Regions from separate parts of the Homo sapiens genome. Here region 1 is linked to region 2. A link is a contact called in ENCODE Hi-C or POLR2A ChIA-PET data. All regions are on one chromosome and are shown on one strand. The core of a region is the stretch at or near the end of the contact, and the rest is flanking DNA. Distances in the headings are between cores, read along the strand shown. Region 1 overlaps CLIP2 (CAP-Gly domain containing linker protein 2). Region 2 has its middle 13 kb from the start of CLDN3.

Region 1 (7,362 bases), core at 4,633-7,132, 640 kb before region 2:
TTCTTCAAACCAGGGTTTCTGGGACAGGGCTACCTCCCCCTTCAGACCAGGTTCCTGGGACGAGCTCCCTACCTCCTCAGACTGGGGTTTTAAAGACAAGGCTGCCTCCCGCATCAGACGGGGGCTCCGAGGACACTGCCCCGTGGCTTGCCTCCTGGTGGGCCCTGTCAGCCGCGGCTCACCTGGGCCTTGTCAGGGCAGCTCCTCATGGCCTCCATCAGCTTCTCCACCTGCTGAGCCTGGTCCAGCGCATCCCGCAGGGCGTCCTCCGTGCTCATCAGCTGGTGCTGCAGCCGCAGAAGCTCGGGCGCCGAGGACCGGTCGATGAGGGAGTAGCGCCTCTGATCCGACAGGGATTTCTCTTTGTCCTGGAAGTGGCAGGAGAGTGGAAGAGTACATGAGTGTGCGTGTGTGTGTTGGTGGGCGTCTCAACTCTAGGCAGGAAAGTCTTCCAGCCTCACTTTGTCTCTGGGTTCCAAGCCTGGGCATCACCCAGAGGTCCCTCAGGCCTCTGTGAGGTGCTCCATGGTCTCCAAGTGGGGAACCCAGGACCCCATCCCTCTTGACTTTTTTTTTTTTTTTTTTTTTGAGACAGAGTCTCGCTCTATCACCTAGGCTGGAGTGCAGTGGCGCGATCTTGGGTCTCTGCAAGCTCCGCCTCCCGGGTTCATGCCATTCTCCTGCCTCAGCCTCCTGAGTAGCTGGGAGGGGCCCACCACCACGCCCCGCTAATTTTTTCCTATTTTTAGTAGAGACGTGGTTTCACCGTGTTAGCCAGGATGGTCTCAATCTCCTGACCTCGTGATCCACCCGCCTCGGCTTCCCAAAGTGCTGGGATTACAGGCATGAGCCACTGCGCCCAGCCTTGCCTTTAAAAATAATTAAAAAAAGAGACAGAGACCGAGCCTGGTGGCTCACGCCTGTAATCCCAGCACTTTGGGAGGCCGAGGCAGGCAGATCACCTGAGGTCAGGAGTTCGAGACCAGCCTGGTCAACATGGTAAAACCCCATTTCTACTAAAAGTACAAAAATTAGCAGGGTGTGGTGGCTCACATCTGTAGTCCCAGCTACTCTGGAGGCCTAGGCAGGAGAATCGCTTGAACCCGGGAGGTGGAGGTTGCAGTGAGCCAAGATCATGCCACTGCACTCCAGCCTGGGCGACAGAGTGAGACTTGGTCCCCACCCCCCCCCCCCCAAAAAAAGACTGAGTCTCACTCTATTGTGCAGGCTGGAGTGCAGTGGTGCAATCACAGCTCATTACAGCCTCCAATTCCTGGGCTCAAGTGATCCTCCCACCTCAGCCTCCCGAGTAGCTGATACTGCAGGGCATGCAACCACACTTGGCTAATTTTTAACTTTTTTTGTAGAGATGCGGTCTTGTTATGAGGTCCAGGCTGGTCTCGAACTCCTGACCTCAAGCCATCCTCCCAACTTGGCCTCCCAAAGCAGTGGGATTATAGGCATGAGCCACCGCACCCAGCACCCTTCTTCTTACACTGCCCCCACCCAACTGTCTTATGAGGTTCCTCCTCTCCATAGTCACCCCCACCATGGCACCCAGAGCTGTACCTGCCCCAAGGCCCGCCAGCCTCCTCGCTCCTGCACAAACTCCATCCTTCAGCACTGCCCAGTCCTGCCTGCTCTGACCCTCCAAACCACCTCCCAACAGAACCTCCATCCTGAAATCAAGAGGCTTCTACCCACACACCAAGGCTTCCCAAGTTCTCCCGTGGACACAGTGCAGGGAGATGATGAGACAAGAGGCTACCCTGGGGCAGAGGCCGCCACTTCCCAAGTAAACTTGACCAATCTGTGCCCCATGGGCACCAGTCTGAGCTCAGCACTGCGCACTCCTACAAGGCTCTAGGGAAGCCCCTGGGGGTATTCAAGACTCCCCAGTCCGTGCCAACCCCAGGGGCTTATCTTCTGTTGAGCCACAGGGACCACAGAGGGTGCAGCCACCAACCCCTGCTAGCCAGATAGGCCAGGACTTGAAGGCCGGCAGGACTCAGTGACCCCCACAGCCACAGTCTGGGTGTGTGGCCAGAGTGATGCTCTTTATCCCGGAACCCTGAGGGCCAAGGGCCTACTCCCGGATATAGGGGGTCGGTGGCGCTGAGGCCCTCCCTCCAGCCTGTGAACCACCCCCTTGCCCAGGGCTGGGCCCTGCTCTCCTTCCATCACCTCTACAGTGGCTGAGCCCAATGTCTGGGCAGGAGGGTGGTGGGGGGCTTCAGGACAGCTTTCCCAGGCAAGGGCCTGTCCTCCTGGACCCCACGCCCTCCATATCGTGACGTTCACCAGGCTCAGGCTTGTCCTGAGTGCTCATCACAGGAGGATGGGATGGGGATGGGGTGGTTTCTTTATTCTTTTTTTTTTGAGACAAAGTCTCACTCTGTCGCCCAGGCTGCAGTGCAGTGGCGCAATCTCAGCTCACTCCAACCTCCGCCTCCTGGGTTCAAGTGATTCTCCTGCCTCAACCTCCCAAGTAGCTGGGATTACAGGCACACTCCACCATGCCCGGCTAATTTTTGTATTTTTAGCAGAGATGGGGTTTCGCCATGTTGGCCAGGCTGGTCTCGTACTCTTGACCTCAAGTGATCCGCCTGCCTCAGCCTCCCAAAGTGCTGGGATTACAGGTGTGAGCCATTGCGCCTGGCCAAGGGATGGGGATGGTCCTGTGCTATGCTACCAGCATCACCTGCCTACCCCAACCCGTCTCTGCAGACTCAGTGAAGTCAGGTTCCTATTCATAATAGAAAAGAAATCTCGACCGGGCGCAGTGGCTGACACCTGTAATCCCACCACTTTGGGAGGCCGAGGCAGGAGGATCACAAGGTCAGGAGTTCGAGACCATCCTGCCTAACACGGTGAAACCCTGTCTCTACTAAAAATACAAAAAAATTAGCCAGGCGTGGTGGCGGGTGCCTGTAGTCCCAGCTACTTGGGAGGCTGAGGCAGGAGAATGGTGTGAACCAGGGAGGCAGAGCTTACAGTGAGCTGAGATCGCGCCACTGCACTCCAGCCTGGGCAACAGAGCGAGACTCTGTCTCAAAAAAAAAAAAAAAAAACAAAAAAAACTCAGCCACCCAGAATCCCAGGCTTGCTGTAGACTTTCAAGTTCTTGTCTCCTTCCTGAGACTGATGTGTGAAGCCCCACTGCAGGACCCTGAGCAAGGAACTGGCTTGTGGTTGATTACTCCTCTGAACAGGGAGCTCTTTACCTGTATTGGCTCATCCTGCCTCTGGACAGGTCAGATAGGAAGTTTTCCTTTGCACCGTATCACACAGACTGCCACATAGGCAGCCATGATGTCTGCAAAAGCGGCTAGCCAGGGTCCCTCCACCTGCCTGTGGTCCTAGAAGATTTCAAATCCTCACCATGACTCAGCTGTCCCTGGGGTCATTCCAGGAGGTCTCCAGTCTCCATGGCCTGACAGCAAGGCTAGCCCAGCCCCACCCGGACTAGTGCCCCTGCCCCTAGGCCACCCCTACCCCACATACCAGCCCGGTCAGCTTTTCACGCAGGCCCCGGATGTCATCCTTGAGTTTCTGCTCCTTGATCCGCCACTCAGCCTTGTGTACCTCACGGCTCAGGTCCCTCTCCGGCCCTGGGGAGTGACGATTGGCCTCCAGCAGCAACACCCGCAGTTCGTTCAGGCTCCTGGGGGTGAGGCGGGCACAGAACCACTGCACTCAGCCCTGGCTCCTCCAGCTCCCACACTCTAGCAATTTGCCAAGTGTCCAGGGGCTGACCAACTGGTGGGGGACATGGGCTACTAGATGGCATCTGTGCCACGAGGGGCCACAGTAGACACAATTCAACCAAAGCCCAAGAGGGGCCAGGATTTGGGGCTGGGATGGTCCTGAGGACTTGACCTTTCCTAGAGTACTTTTTAAAGTTGTTGTGGGGGGAGTGCAGAGCACAGTGGCTCACGCCTGTAATCCCAGCACTTCAGAAGGCCGAGGTGGGCGGATCATTTGAGGTCAGGAGTTTGAGACCAGCCTGGCCAACATGGTGAAACCCCATCTCTACTAAAAATACAAAAATTAGCCAGTCGTGGTGGTAAGTGCCTGTAATCCCAGGTACTCGGGCAGCTGAGGCAGGAGAATCACTTGGACCTGGAAGGTGGAGGTTGCAGTGAGCCAAGATCGTGCCATTGCACTCCAGCCTGGGCAACAGAGCAAGGCTGTCTCAAAGAAAATAATAATAAATAAAATTTTTAAAGAAAAGACAATATATTTGTTTAATTAAAACACACACACACACACACACATAACCCCAAAACATTTACCCAAGAAATCTCATGAGGCAAGACATTTTATCTATTTTTAAAAAATAGAGACAGGGTCTTGCTATGTCGCCCAGGGTCATCTTGAACTCCTGGCCTCAAGTGATCCTCCCGCCTTGGCTTCCCAAAACGCTGGGATTACAAGTTTGAGCCACCACCCCTGGCCAGCAAGACATTTTAAATACCTGATGTCAAATGGGTTTTATCTCCCATGTCACCTCTTAATCAACTGACAGGATCTACCTGGAGTACTATGATGATAATGGTTCTGAGGCCACATTTGGGGTCTGCAGGAAACAGTGCAGTGATCGATTGGTAATGCCTGCCATGGGCATAGGCAGGAGCACATGCACCCCTATGCCCTAGCGTTTTCCCTTGCCTGCAACTACTACAGAGGGGAAAACTCCCTTACTAGGTGGCCACGGGTAGAGAACAGTGGAAATCTGCTGGCACAGCTCCCTTCCCTTTCCTCCTCCTTTCTGCTATGATGTATGATGTGATGGCTGGACTTTCAGCAGCCACCTTGCAATCATGAGGCGGGGAGCACTGCAAAGGTGTTGGCACTGAGATCTTAAGCTCCTGAACCAACTGCCAGTCACAGCTACCTCCAGATTTCTTGTTATGTAAGAAAAGGAAATCTCTGCTACTTTAATCTGCTGTTTGATGGATGTGACATCACTGTCACCAAAGCATTCCTAGCTGATCTCCCACCTCCATCCTAAGCACTGCAGGAGTGTGGAGGAGCCCACGGTGGCCTGTATCAATCAAGAAAGGCTTCAAGGAAGAGGTGACAATGTGCTAAGCCCTGAAGAATGAACTGGACTTAGCAAACTGGCCAAAAAGAAGGTATCTCTGGCCAGGCATGGTGGCTTATGCCTGTAATCCCAGCACTTTGGGAGGCTGAGGAGGACAGATCACCTGAGGTCAGGAGTTTGAGACCAGCCTGGCCAACATAGCAAAACCCTATCTCTACTCAAAATACAAAAATTAGCTGGGTGTGGTAGCACATGCCTGTAATCCCAGCACTTTGGGAGGCCAAGGCGGGCAGATTACTTGAGGTCATGAGTCAAGACCAGCCTGTCAACATGGTGAAACCCCATCTCTACTAAAAATACAAAATTAGCTGGGCGTGGTAGTGCATGCCTGTAATCCCAGCTACTTGAGAGGCTGGGGCAGGAGAATTGCTTGAACCCAGGAGGCAGAGGTTGCGGTGAGCCAAGATTGCGCCACTGCACTCCAGCCTGGGTCACAGAGCAAAACTCCGTCTCAGAAAAAAAAAAAAGAAGAAGAAAAAGAAGGTATCCTAGAAGGGAGGAATCTCATAACTGATGAGAACTGAAGGATGGAAGGAGGCTGTTGACAGCTGTTGACAGCAGGGAGACGGGGATGAGGCCAGGCTCTGGGAAAGAGGAAATGTGGCTTCAGATGACAGGGAAAATTCAGAGACAATGGATAAAGACCCAAAACTCCAGAAAGTTCTATCGAGACTCAGCAGAGGGGCATCCTGTGGCTGAGACAGGGCAGAAAGCTTCCTCGGAGAAGGTGAGACCAGGCAGGGCACCAAGAATAACTTTTCCACTTAGGATGGGAGACAGGGGAGGGAGGGCAGCCCTGGAACCCTGGCCAGGGGCCTGGCTGGTTTGTTCCTACTGGAAAAGGCACAGGCTGCATCTGCAGAGGGCAGTGTTGTTCTGGAAAATTCCTAGATTGCCTCATCGCATCTGTTTCCCTCCTGGGCAGGGCTACAGTTTCTAGAAAGGTGTTAGATTTGTAGCAAATGTAGCTAGAGCAACTCCTAATCTGTATAGAAGGAAAGGAGATGGCATTTCTTCTTTTACAAAAGGATGTCTGTGCTTCAAAGAGATTCCTTTAACTCGGGTTGAAATGCAAATGCTGGGCCCGGGGCGGTGGCCCACGCCTGTGCTCCCAGCACTTTGGGAGGCCGAGGCAGGTGGATCACCTGAGGTCGGGAGTTTGAGACCAGCCTGACCAACATGGAGAAACCCTATCTATACTAAAAATACAAAATTAGCCCGGCATGGTGGCGCATGCCTGTAATCCCAGCTACTTGGGAAGCTGGGGCAGGAGAATTGCTTGAACCCAGGAGGCAGAGGTTGCGGTGAGCAGAGATTGTGCCACTGCACTCCAGCCTGGGCAACAAGAGCAAAACTCCATCTCAAAAAAAAAAAAAAAAAAAAAATAAGAAGAAAAAGAAGGTATCCCAGAAGGGAGGAATCTCATAACTGATGAGAGCTGAAGGATGGAAGGAGGCTGTTGACAGCTGTTGACAGCAGGGAGACGGGGATGAGGCCCTCTGGGAAAGAGGAAATGTGGCTTCAGATGACAGGGAAAATTCAGAGACAATGGATAAAGACCCAAAACTCCAGGAAGTTCTATCGAGACTCAGCGGAGGGGCATCCTGCGGCTGAGATAGGGCGGAAAGCTTCCTCGGAGAAAGTGAGACCAGGCAGGGCACCAATAATAACTTTTCCACTTAGGATGGGAGACAGGGGAGGGAGGGCAGCCCTGGAACCCTGGCCAGGGTCCTGGCTGGTTTGTTCCTACTGGAAAAACACAGGCTGCATCTGCAGAGGGCAGTGTTGTTCTGGAAAATTCCTAGATTGCCTCATCGCATCTGTTTCCTTCCTGGGCAGGGCTACAGTTTCTAGAAAGGTGTTAGATTTGTAGCAAATGTAGCTAGAGCAACTCTTAATCTGTATAGAAGGAAAGGAGGTAGCATTTCTTCTTTTACAAAAGGATGTCTGTGCTTCAAAGAGATTCCTTTAACTTGGGTTGAAATGCAAATGCTGGGCCCGGCAGAGTGGCTCACACCTGTATTCCCAGCACTTTGGGAGGCTGAGGCGGGTGGATCACCTGAGGTCGGGAGTTCGAGACCAGCATGACCAACATGGAGAAACCCCATCTCTACTAAAAATACAAAATTAGCCGGGCATGGTGGCACATGCCTGTAATCCCAGCTACTCATAAGGCTGAGGCAGGAGAATCACTTGAACCTAGGAGGTGGAGGTTGCAGTGAGCAGAGATTGTGCCACTGCACTCCAGCCTGGAC
Region 2 (7,402 bases), core at 1,202-3,701:
TTCCATCCCCATCTTTATCCTTACTCCCTGCAGAGGAAAATTGGCCAAAACCAAACTGACCAGGTAAACAGTGGAGTTTACTCCTTTGAACCTCAGTTTCCTCATCTACAAAATGGGTATGATAATAACACTGGGCTGTGTTGAGGCTTAACTGGGCCATCCTTTGGGTTCCCATGTAGCCTATTGTCACCTTGTCACAGCACCTACTATGTCCCTGTATATTGTTTTGTTTCTTTTTTGTTTTTTAGACAGAGTCTCGCTCTGTCGCCCAGGCTGGAGTACAGTGGCTCGATCTCAGCTCACTGCAACCTCCAGCGCCAGGGTTCAAGCGATTCTTCTGCCTCAGCCTCCTGAGTAGCTGGGACTACAGGTACGTGCCACCACGCCTGGCTAATTTTTGTATTTTTAGTAGAGACGGGGTTTCACCATATTGGCCAGGCTGGTCTCAAACTCCTGACCTTGTGATCCGCCCACCTCAGCCTCCCAAAGTGCTGGGATTATAGGCGTGAGCCACTGCGCTTGGCCCTTTCTTTTCTTTTCTTTTTTTGGGACAGAGTCTCACTCTGCAACCTCCACCTCCCAGGTTCAAGCGATTCTCCTGCCTTAGCCTCCCAAGCAGCTGGGATTACAGGTGTCAGCCACCGTGCCCAGATAATAATTTGTATTTTTAGTAGAGATGGGATTTCGCTATGTTGGCCAGGCTGGTCTCGAACTCCTGGCCTCAAGTGATCTGCCTGCCTCAGCCTCCCAAAATGCTGGGATTACAGGTGTGAGTGACCAAGCCTGGCCAATTGTTGTTTTGTTTCTTGTTAGACTTCTCTACCAGAAAGTCATCTCCCAAGGTCACGGACAGTGTCTTGAGCTGTTTCTCTCTGTCTGTAGCACCCAGAGAGGGCTGGCACAAGGAGGCTGGTCAGAAATATCTGTGGAATGAAGGCATGCCTGTCTGCACGAAAAGCACATGGCATAGTGCTATGTATACAGTAGGAGTTCAATTAATGTGAGTTTGTATTGTTAAGATTTTGGGCTGGGCGTGGTGGCTCACAGCCAGGTGCAGTGGCTTACAACTATAATCTCAGCTACTTGGGAGACTGAGGCAGGAGAATTTCTTGAACCCAGAAGGCGGAGGTTGCAGTGAGCCGAGATCACACCACTGCACTCCACCCTGGACGAGGGAGTGAGACTCCATCTCAGAAAAAAAAAAAAATTTTGGTGTATTCCGTCAGGCAGGGGCCTGGGAACATGAGAGTGTTGGGTGGATGGTGAGAAAGTCCCTGGGATTTTCTGTTTTGTTTTTGTTTTTGTTTTTATTTATTTTTTAGACGGAGTCTTGCTCTGTCGCCCAGGCTGGAGTGCAGTGACGCGATCTCAGCTCACTGCAAGCTCTGCCTCCCAGGTTCACACCATTCTCCTGCCTCAGCCTCCCGAGTAGCTGGTTCTACAGGCGCCCACCACCACGCCTGGCTAATTGTTTGTATTTTTTTAGTAGAGACGGGGTGTCACCATGTTAGCCAGGATGGTCTCGATCTCCTGACCTCGTGATCCGCCCACCTTGGCCTCCCAAAGTGCTGGGATTACAGGCGTGAGCCACTGCGCCCGGCCTTTTTTTTCTTTTTTTGAGATAGAATCTCGTTCTGTCACCCAGACTGGAGTGCAATGGCGCAATCTCCACTCACTGCAACCTCCGCCTCCCGGGTTCAAGCGATTCTCCTGCCTCAGCCCCCCAAGTAGCTGGGATTACAGGTGCCTGCCACTGCACCCAGCTAATTTTTGTATTTTTAGTAGGGACAGGGTTTCATCATGTTTGCCAGGATGGTCTTGAACTCCTGACCTCAGGTGATCTGCCCACCTCGGCCTTCCAAAGTGCTGGGATTACAGGCGTGAGCCACCGTGCCTGGCTGTCCCTGGGATTTTCAAACTCCACAGCCCTGGAGCGCGCTGCCAGGCCCTGGGGTGGTGCCACATGAGAGAGGTGGCCACGCGTGGGGGATGGCTAGGTTGTGAGAAAGTCCCTAGGTTTCTTCAAACTCCACACCCACAAAGCCCCCTGCCAGGCCCTGGGGTGGTGCCACATGAGAGAGATGGCTGAGAAAGTCCCTAGGTTTCTTCAAAACTCACAGCCCTGGAGCCCCCTGCCAGGCCCTGGGGCTGTCTCACCCATCTCCCACAGAGGTGCTGCAGGCTGCCCGCTCTTGCCACACCTGTTCCAGCTCTTCCTCCTGCCAGACCAAAAGCCAACTGCTTTATCAAACAAACACAGCGTTTATTGTGGCTCCCTCAAGGTCTGTGGCTGGCCTGGAAGAACAGATAGTACCTTCCTTCCCCCTCCCATACCAGGATTGCCCGAAAGGTCACCCATGCTGAGACAAGAATGCTCTGCAGAGCCAGGAGAGAGCAAGAGCATGGGTGTCAGGTGCCCACTGTGGGACCTTGACCAAGTCACTTGCTGCCTCTAGCTCATAACTATAAAAGAAGGGGTATTGGCCAGGTGCAGTGGCTCACGCTTGCAATCCTGGCACTTTGGGAAGCAGAGATGGGAGGATCACTTGAGGCCAGGAGTTCAAGACCAGCCCGGGCAACAAAGCAACACCCTGTCTCTATAAAAAATGCAAAAATTAGCCAGATGTGTTGGTGCATGCCTGTAGTCCCAGCTACTCAGGAGGCTGAGGTGGGAGGATTGTTTGAGCCCAGGAGGTCGAGGCTGCAGTAAGCCGTGATCACGCCATTGAACTCCAGCTTGGGCGACAGAGCGAGACTCTGTCTCCAAAATTTAAAAAAAAAAAAAAAAAGGTGGTGCCAGGCGCGGTGGCTCACCCTGTAATCCCAGCACTTTGGGAGGCCGACGCGGGTGGATCACCTGAGGTCGGGAGTTCGAGACCAGCCTGACCAACATAGTGAAACCCTGTCTCTACTAAAAATACAAAAATTAGCTGGGCGTGGTGGCACACGCCTATAATTCCAGCTACTTGGGAGGCTGAGGCAGGAGAATCGCTTGAAACCAGGAGGCAGAGATTGCAGTGAGCCAAGATAACGCCACTGCACTCCAGCCTGGGCGACGGAGCAAGACTCAGTCTCAAAAAAAAATAAAATAAAATAACCAGTCCCTAAACTGTCAACCTTCTCTTTATGTCTGGATGCATCGACCTCTATTCTCCACTCGCACCGCCGCAACTTCAGCCAGGACACCACCCTCTTTCTGTAACAGCCTGGAGAGGGTTTCTGGTCCCCAGGCTCCCTCCCTACACTCCCAACCTAGCTATGCCCCTTTCCAAGCCATTAGTCGCAGTGCAATCCTGAGTCTGACCATGTCATTCCCCTACTTAAAATCCTTCAGGCCCTCTACCCCCAGATGGCCCTCCAGATCCCACTCAGACTTCATGCCATGCCTTAGGAGCCCCTGTGAGCACAGGCCATGCTCGCCTCTCTGTTTCCACCTGTGCTCCCCAAACTGCCCTTCCACATCCCAGCCACCAAGCTCAACCCCACTCGACATCCTTTCTCTCCTCAAAAACCCTGCACTCTCCCTGCACTCTCTGGACCATAGGCTTCAGCACAAGTTCTCTCTTCTTCGTCTCTAGAGAAAAGAGTTTTGCTCTGTTGCCCAGGCTGGAGTACAGTGGCACGTTCTCAGCCCACTGCAACCTCTGCCTCTTGGGTTCAAGTGATTTTCCAGCCTCAGCGTCCTGAGTAGCTGGGATTACAGGCACATGCCACCACGCCCGGCTAATTTTTGTATTTTTTTAGTAGAGACAGGGGTTTCAGCATGTTGGCCAGGCTGGTCTCGAACTCCTGACCTCAGATGATCCGCCCGTCTCAGCCTCCCAAAGTGCTGGGATTACAGGTGTAAGCCACCATGCCCGGCCCTCTCTTCTTTTTTTTGAGACAGAGTCTTGCTCTGTCACCTAGGCTGGAGTGCAGTGGCACAATCTCAGCTCACTCCTGGGTTCAAGCAATTCTCCAGCCTCAGCCTCCTGAGTAGCTGGGATTATAGGCACGTGCCACTGCATCTGGCTAAATTTTGTATTTTTAGTAGAAGTGGGGTTTCACCATATTGGCCAGGCTGGTCTCAAACTCCTGACCTCAGGTGATCCTCCCGCCTCGGCCTCCCAAAGTGCTGGGATTACAGGCATGAGCCATCATGCCTGGCCACAAGTTCTCTCTTCTTGGCAGTTTATCCAATCTTACCCCACTCTACTTGCCAAGCTTAGAGATCACTTTATAGCCTAGGCCTGGTGGTTCATGCCTGTAATACAAGCGCTTTGGGGGGCCAAGGTGGGAGGATCACTTTGAGCCCAGAAGTTGATCACTTGAGACCAGCCAGGGCAACATAGCAAGACCCCCATCTCTACAAAAAATGTTAAAAATTAACCAGGCATGGTGGCACATGCCTATAGTCCTAGCTATTTGGGAGGCTGAAGTGAGAGGATCACTTGAGCATATAAGGTCAAGACTGCAGTGAGCTATAATCGTGCCACTGCTCTGTACCCGGGCAAGAGAGCAAGATTGCTCAGGGAAAAAAAAAAAAAAGAAAGAGAGAAATCATTCAGCCGGGTACAGTGGCTCACGCCTGTAATCCCTGCACTTTGGAAGGCCAAAGCAGGTGGATCACTTGAGGCCAGGAGTTCGAGACCAGCCTGGCCAACATGGTAAAACCCCATCTCTACTAAAAATACAAAAAAATTAGCCAGGCGTGGTGGCGGGCGCCTGTAATCCCAGCTACTCGGGAGGCTGAGGAGGAGAACTGCTTGAACCCGGGAGGCGGAGGTTGCAGTGAGCCGAGATTGCACTACTGCACTGCCTGGGTGACAAAGTGAGACTCGATCTCAAAAAAGAAAAAAAAAAAAAAAAGAGGTCATTTCACATCTCAGTTGAGAACGGTTCCCTGACTCCTGTGCATCCCGCAACCATGACCATTCGATGCTATTTGTTACACTGGTCCAGAATCACCTCTTAGCTTATCTTTCCTCTACCCCCAGACCATGCTCTGTCAGGGAGCAACCCCTAAGCATCTTGTCATCCTCAGTATGCCCTGAGCCTAGCAGAATGCCCTGCTCAGAGCTGATGCTCTGTAAAGGGAAGACAAGGCCCGCGCCCATCATGCAGTTTGGAAAATAAATTAATTATGTCTTATGTGCAATCAAGGAATAGCAGATTGGGTCCAGAAGAGTTCAAAGGTCATAGAGGGGTATAACAGTCTAAAAAGACTTCATAGACAGCCTTGAATAAGTAGGGTTTTTTTGTTTTGGTTTTGGTTTTTTAGTTTTTTGTTGTTGTTATTGTTTTCTTTGAGACGGGGTCTCGCTCTCTGGCCCAGGCTAGGATGCAGTGGTGCGATCTCAGCTCACTGTAACCTCCGCCTCCCGGGTTTAAGGAATTCTCCCGCTTCAGCCTCTCAAGTAGCTGGGATTACAGGCACCCACCCCCATGCCCAGCTAACTTTGGGGGTTTTTCTGAGACAGAGTTTACCTCTTGTCGCCCAGGCTGGAGTACAATGGCACGATCTCGGTTCACTGCAACCTCCACCTACCGGATTCAAGCAATTCTGCTGCCTCAGCCTCCCAAGTAGCTATGATTACAGGCACCCACCAGCACGCCTAATTTTTGTAATTTTAGTAGAGACAGTGTTTTGCCATGTTGGCCAGGCCAGTCTCGAACTCCTGACCTCAGGTGATCCTCCTGGCTTGGCCTCCCAAAGTGCTGGGGTTAGAGGCGTGAGCCACCATCCCCAGCCAAACTTTTTGTATTTTTAGTAGAGATGGTGTATCATCATGTTGGCCCATCTGCTCTCAAACTCCTAACCTCAAGTGATCTGCCCACCTTGGCCTCCCAAAGTGTGGGGATTACAGCCGTGAGCCACCACGCCTGGCCGGTTTTTGGTTTGGTTGGGTTTTTTAATTAACTTTTATTTTAGGTTTGGGGATACATATGAAGGTTTCTTACATAGGTAAACACGTGTCACAGGAGTTTGTTGAACAGATTATTTTGTCACCCAAGTAAGCCCAGTACCCAATAGTGATCTTTTCTGCTCCTCTCCCTCCTCCCACCCTCACCCTCAAGTAGACACCAGTGTCTGTTGTTTCCCTCTTTGTGTTCATAAGTTCTTATCATTTAGCTCCCACTTATAAGCAGGAACATACGCTATTTGGTTTTCTGCTCCTGTGTTAGTTTGCTAAGGATAACAGCCTCAAGCTCCATCCATGTTCCTGAAAAAGACACGTTCTCATTCTTTTTTATAGCTGCATAGTACTCCATGGTGTATATGTACCACATTTTCTTTATCCAGTCTATCACTGATGGGCATTTAGGTTGATTCCATGCCTTTGCTATTGTGAATAGTGCTGCAGGGCTGGTTGTTGTTGTTGTTGTTTTTTAATTACATTTCTTTTTTTTTTTTTTTTTTTTTTTTTTTTGAGATGGAGTCTCGCTTGGTTGCCCAGGCTGGAGTGCAGTGGCGCCATCTCAGCTCACTGCAAGCTCTGCCTCCCGGGTTCATGCTATCCTCCTGCCTCAGCCTCCCAAGTATCTGGGACTACAGGTGCCTGCCACCACACCCGGCTAATTTTTTGTTGTTGTTGTATTTTTAGCAGAGACGGGGTTTCACCATGTTAGCCAGGATGGTCTCGATCTCCTGACCTTGTGATCCGCCCACCTCGGCCTCCCAAAGTGCTCGGATTATAGGCATGAACCACTGCGCCCGGCCTAAATTTCTTTTTTTAAATAGAGACAGGGTTTTGTCATATTGCCCAGGCTGGTCTGGAACTCCTGGGCTCAAGTGATCCGCCCACCTCACCCTCCCAAAATGCTGGAATTACAAGCGTGAGCCACCATGCCCAACCTATAAGTATGCTTCTGAGTCTTAAATAAGTAAGTTTGAGATGGGCAGAGCTAAGAGGGGAAGCCTTCCCAAGCAGGATTCACTGATGGGCAACAGCAAGGAGAAAAATGATATGCACAAGGCAGAAAAATGATATGCACAAGAGTGAGCAGAGGCTGACCTGATTGAAGCAGGAAATTCATATCCAGAAACAGTAAGAGGCCAGGCGCGGTGGCTCATGCCTGTAATCCCGGCACTTTGGGAGGTCGAGGCAGGCGGATCACCTGAGGTCAGGAGCTCAAGACCAGCCTGGCCAACATGGTGAAACACCGTCTCTACTAAAAATACAAAAATTAGCCAGGCATGGTGGTGCGAGCCTGTAATCCCAGCTACTCAGAAGGCTGAGGAACAAGAATTGTTTGAACTTGGGAGGTGGCGGTTGCAGTGAGCTGAGATTGCACCACTGCACTCCAACCTGGGTGACAGAGTGAGACTCTGTCTCAGAAAAAAAAAGAACAAAGTTGGAGGACTCATACTTTCTGCTTTCAAAACTTACTACAAAGCTACAGTAATCAAAACAGTGGTACT

Evidence for each region. Hi-C counts contacts between places; a loop is a spot of excess contacts on that map. ChIA-PET counts read pairs that join two places held with the same protein, here RNA polymerase II (POLR2A).
Region 1: a loop to region 2 is called in a map of breast epithelium, with 16 times the contacts of the local background. The contact joins two enhancer-like sites. A Hi-C loop is called at or near these places in 1 of 168 maps with a recorded cell type or tissue (breast epithelium). POLR2A ChIA-PET finds 5 or more read pairs at or near these places in 2 of 52 experiments (AG04450 and WTC11).

The regions. Positions count from the first base shown.
Region 1 is chr7:74,393,376-74,400,737 of GRCh38, reverse strand. It overlaps CLIP2 (CAP-Gly domain containing linker protein 2), which reads right to left. Exons shown (of 17, transcript NM_003388.5): 14 at 3,505-3,664; 15 at 183-368. Among named protein-coding and RNA genes, the nearest start is that of GTF2IRD1, 57 kb to the left of the region's middle. RefSeq lists a silencer at 4,698-4,887. Within about 2 kb of position 5,882, at least 9 of the 41 ENCODE cell types and tissues checked have a DNase peak (open chromatin) inside an H3K27ac peak, as active enhancers do.
Region 2 is chr7:73,753,645-73,761,046 of GRCh38, reverse strand. No RefSeq gene overlaps it. Among named protein-coding and RNA genes, the nearest start is that of CLDN3, 13 kb to the left of the region's middle. Within about 2 kb of position 2,451, at least 7 of the 41 ENCODE cell types and tissues checked have a DNase peak (open chromatin) inside an H3K27ac peak, as active enhancers do.